Linked DNA regions of Homo sapiens: region 1 is linked to region 2. A link is an interaction called in ENCODE POLR2A ChIA-PET data of the cell type or tissue named here. Cell type or tissue: GM12878. All regions are shown on one strand.

Region 1 (2,500 bases), 99 kb after region 2:
GTTCAAGCGATTCTCCCACCTCAGCCTGCCGAGTAGTAGCTGGGATTACAGGCACCCACCACCACGCCTGGCTAATTTTTGTGGGGTTTTTTTTTTTTTTTTTTGAGACAGAGTTTCACTCATGTCACCCAGGCTGGAGTACAGTGGCGCGATCTCGGCTCACTGCAACATCCACCTCCCGGGTTCAAGCGTTTCTCCTGCCTCAGCCTCCCGAGCAGCTGGGATTACAGGTGCCAGTCACCACACCCAGCTGATTTTTTGTATTTTTAGTAGAGACTGGGTTTCACCATGTTGGCCAAGCTGGTCTTGAACTCCTGACCTCAGGTGATCCGCCCGCCTCAGCCTCCCAAAGTGCTGGGATTATAGGCGTGAGCCACCACGCCCATCCCCTGGTGTCTCTTTTGTTGGGCAAGTTTGGCAAACAAGTAACTTGGAGGAAGATCGATGACTGCCAAAGAGCACACAGGTCAGGCGCGGCTTCCCTCGGCTCCCTTGGGCACCTGAGACCTAACCTGATTCTTGAGAAAGGTCAGCTGACCCACCCACTACCACCCCATCCACCCCACCACCCCACAGCCCAGAGCGGCTCATTTCCAGAACACAAAGGCTGGACTGAACCAGACCCACGGGGAGCATTTTGTCTTCCTATCCCTGGCCCCGAGGGCATAACTGCAGCCTCCCTCGGATGGGAGGAAGGTCACACTGTCAGGAAACAAGGCTCTAGAAGGACACCCCGACACCTCCTTGAACCACCCTGTCTAAGGTGGAAACCGGCCTCAGTTCTGCCCAGAGCTGCCTGCCCTCCAATCCACATGGAACCCAGGGCTTATGGCAGAGGCTTATAAGGCTTATGGTAGAGGCCAGGGTGTGTGGCCTCTACAAAGTGGACACCGTCCACCCTGTGGGTCCTTTAGCTCCTGGAGAGAGCTCTAGGCCCCTCTTGCTGAATGTCGCCTCCTTAGAGAGGCCTTCTCTGACCACAGAGTGCTAAAGTGGCTGCAGCCACTGCGCCATAGTTCTCTCCTGTTTGCAGGTTTCCTGGCTCTAGTCACACCTTGCAGCATTTCCAGTGCATCTGAGAGCTGGTTTGCCTTCACCTCCTGCAGGTGTACATGCCGGCAAGGACCAGCACCCAGCACAGGCCTGGCCAGGGCAGATGCTCAGGACTTGCCCACAAGCCCCTCCGGAACCTGGGACTTACCACCTAACTCTCTCCCCATCTCCCCCACCCCTGGGGTTTCCTTCCTGGCCCAGAGCATTCCAGAGTCACAAGTGGCTTTGGCTGAGCCATAGGGACATGAAAAAGGCTTCCAAAAACCACCAGGCAGTTATTGATCCACTAACATACTTTTTTTTTTTGAGACAGAGTCCAGCTCTGTCACCCAGGCTGGAGTGCAATGGTGCAATCTTGGCTCACTGCAATCTCCACCTCCCGAGCTCAAGCAATTCTCCTGCCTCAGCGTCCCAAGTAGCTGGGATAACAAGCACCTGCCACCATGCCCTGCTAATTTTTGTATTTTTAGTAGAGATAGGTATTCACCATGTTGCCCAGGCTGGTCTTGAACTCCTGACCTCAAGCAATCTGCCCGCCTCAGCCTCCCAAAGTGCTGGGATTACAGGTGTAAGCCATCACACCCAGCCACTAACAGATTCTTTTTTGAGCTCCTATGTGCACTGGTATAGGCACTGGGGTTTCAGCAGTAAATAAAGCTGCCAAAATCTCTACCTTCATAGAACCAACTACTTAAAAACAAGACAGACTTAAAATAAGCAGGACAATGAGCAAGTCAGAGAGGAAGAACAGGCCCAGTGGTGGGGGCCTAAGTATCAGTGAAGATTCTGACGGCGAGAGAGGTTTGGAACGAAGACATCTCCCTGAAGCTGTCTGGGAGGGCCTTTGGCCTGTGGGTCCCGATTCACCCTCTGGGGCAGCTGAGTCTGCAGGTGGCCTCTGCCACAGGTGTGCCCTGGAACATCATGAGCAATTAACAGGGTGGGGCACCCAGCACTCAAGGGCCTGGAGGGGTGGGGGGATGCGGAGCGGGGTCTGGAGTCTGGAGCTCCCTTGTGAGAGTGATTCTTGACGCTCCACGGCTCCACGGGATCTCTGACACGAATCTCAGATCCACCCCACCGAACCCTAAAAATGGCTGTGGGAGCACTCCCAGGGGCCATCCAGAGGATGGGCCTACAGAAACCAGCCCATGAGGCTCTGCTGGGGAGATGCAGGCCACAAGGGCAGCTGCTTTCTGAGCAGGCTCAGAGCAGCAAGACGAAGCCCCAGAAAGACTCAAAGGGCCCCACAGGTATGGCCTGGCCACTCTAATACACACCGTGGGCCGCAGCCGGGAGGAAAGGCCTGTTCACAAGGAGGCTTTGGCCAGTGGTGAGTGGGGAGCACTCGGCTTGGAGCGAGGCAAGTTCCCCTCCCACATTTCCACTGTGTGACCATGGGCCAGTTCTCGGGAGTCCCACACCCTCTCCAGAGCAAGGCCACACA
Region 2 (2,500 bases):
CCATCCTGAAGGTGGGTGCTACCCACAATGGTCACTTCGGGTCATCCTCCCATGGGGGCTACTGAGGCATTACAGTGTCATGCTCCTCACTTAGCCGCCTGGCATGTGGTGTGAGCCACGGCTGGGAGAAACCACAGGCTCTCTGGGGGGGAAACTGTTGTTCAAGAGCCAGCAGGAAGACCCATGCAAAACAATGGTGTTCAGGCCAAAAAATAACCCTGACTGCTACAGAGGAGAGGGCTGGAAGGAAAGAGAACACTATTATTTGGAGACAGCAAACTCCCCCTTTTTCCAGGCCTGCCACTGAAAACAATACCTCCCCTCTGTCCCCAGATTTCACACCAAACTTTTATGAGCTTTCTCCACCTTCTGTCAGCGGGAGGCAGGCAAGGTGCCCAGCCAGAGCTATTCCCCTGACAAATGCCACATGCTGTGTCACAGCACCATCACACTAGTCAGGTCCTCTAGGCGACCAGGGAAGGATCCCGCAGGATGAAGGGACAGCTGGGATTTCCACGCAGATGGAGCTGGAAGGGGTCGGTCATCTGGCCCACTGTCACAGCTACCAGCTGAACAACAGGAGGGCAAGAAAGGGGCTGCCTGCCCAAGGTCACACGGAGCTGGGTTCCACCCACCTCAGCAGCAGCCCCACGCCCCCTAAGCACCTGTCTGAACCCCTACATGCATTCCCACGCACCTGCTCAGGTGGGCCTATGCAGCTGCCCCTCCCCTGTATACAATAATACACAGAAGAGCAGCTTCCCTACATCAAGGCCAAAGGTGACATGCCTGCTGGAGCCCCACCCACCCCACCCTGGCCCACAGTCGCCCGGCCGAGTCTGACTTTCAGTTCCCAGAATAAGCCAATGCCTCCTGGCAGCCCATGGGCTCCCCTGCCTTGTCCGTGTGATGCATTGCTGGGTTTGCAAATGTGACTCACAGCCAGCAGGGCTTACAAACTAGTGTCTGCAGGGAGAGAACAGTCATCCAGAATCAGGGCACAGTTTGCGGTGGTGCTGCTGACCTAGGCCAACTGGGTCACTGAGGCCAGAGGACCCCTGGGCTCCTCACCTCTGCATCCAGCCACCCGAGTCTTCTAGTTTCTGGTACAGGCTCTAGGTGCACAATAAGAGAGACAGATCCTGCTGCCAGGGGTGACCTGGCTACGACATCTACCCCGTGGATGACACTGGCCTCTGTTCCACATGTCAGCCATCCTCTTCAGTGGCTGCGGGCATGCTCAGAAGTGGGAGTCGTCCTGCCGCCCCAGGAGCTCCTCCCTGACCTCTGACTGCTGCAATGGGCAGGGCCCCTTCCTCCTCAGAGAGCTTGGGGACTAGAAAATGGCACGTTGTCTGTGGCTCAACTTGGGGCCATCAAAGAGGGGAGCTGGCACGATATTTTGTGTCCTCAAAGAGCTACCCAGCGCTCCCAGGAGGCCACCAGGCCCAGGCTCAGCCTGGCTCCTGCCAGCCCACTGCAGACAGCCCTATCCACCGTGCTCCAGCTGCACCCAGCTACTGCGGGTCCTTATGCCTCCATCCTGTTTCACTGAAGGGCCTGGTCAGGTGCTGCTCCCTTGCCTGCTCCCCTCCTGAGTGTCCTGCCCTTTAGGCCTCAACTCAATGTCAGCTCTTCAGAGGATCAGTAACAAGGACCTCCCTGTTCTCCCAGGCCTCGGTGTGTTTCTTCCTAGTACTCGCCATCACTGGGGCTGTGTTACCTTGTCCTCTATTTACCTATGTTTTGTTCCCATCATCCGATGCACTCACACTCAGATACAGCTCCAGCAGGGCAGGGGCTGCGTCCACCAGGTCTTATTCATTGTTGCATCTGTAATGTCTTTTAGGAGAACTCTGGCAGACAGTAAGTTCTCACTAAGACTTGCTGAATGAACATAATAGTTACTGATGAATGATCTCACAGATCAGTGGAGAGACAAACGGGTAGGGGCCAGGGCCAGATCCAGGGCTGGCTGCCAGGAGGCGTGGGAGGCCTGGGGCAGGGACCTATAGGGAGGGGCTCAGAGGATATCCTCATGCCTCACTCTGTCCATCCCAGAGGGCCGAGGTCAGCAGAGGCCCAGCGCGTGGTTTACCCGGCCGGCTGTGCTCTTGGCTGGTGAGGTGGCAATGGGATTTATTACATGAAGACAAAGGCAGACACAGTGGGCTTTATCACGGGCACACAGCCTGCACAGGCAGCACAGAAACACGTTGGGAAGTCATGCCACTCACACAAACCAGGAGGAAACAGAAAACAGGGTGTCCTTTCTGCCGCAGGTACTAATATTACTGAAGAAAAGAAGTGACAAGATGTTAGTCCTCTTGGTGTGTGATTCCAAACACTAAAACCCAGAAACTGCACCCAGTGGGGCCTCAGTGTCCACACAAAAATCAGAAACAACTTGACTGGCCCACCTGAGCTCTCAGAGCTGCTGGACCCATCTCTTACAAAATGCAGTGACGCTCGACCAGGGGTGGCATGGGCTCCCTCCACC

Evidence for each region. Peaks named below come from ENCODE experiments on the same cell type or tissue, not always from the same donor. Only the 100,000 strongest peaks of a DNase experiment are listed, where the experiment ranks them.
Region 1: POLR2A ChIA-PET joins it to region 2 with 5 read pairs; 3 of 35 experiments call an interaction of 5 or more read pairs at or near these places.

What each region holds. Positions count from the first base shown.
Region 1 is chr14:93,105,617-93,108,116 of GRCh38, forward strand. All of the region lies in intron 2 of ITPK1 (inositol-tetrakisphosphate 1-kinase), which reads right to left. Among named protein-coding and RNA genes, the nearest start is that of ITPK1, 9.1 kb to the right of the region's middle. In GM12878, no CTCF peak of the experiment used is centred here; no DNase peak of the experiment used is centred here; H3K27ac peaks cover 679 bases.
Region 2 is chr14:93,006,543-93,009,042 of GRCh38, forward strand. The region is part of intron 4 of ITPK1 (inositol-tetrakisphosphate 1-kinase); the gene reads right to left. Among named protein-coding and RNA genes, the nearest start is that of ITPK1-AS1, 60 kb to the right of the region's middle. RefSeq lists an enhancer at 40-951 and a silencer at 1,902-2,196. In GM12878, no CTCF peak of the experiment used is centred here; a DNase peak (open chromatin) is centred at 949.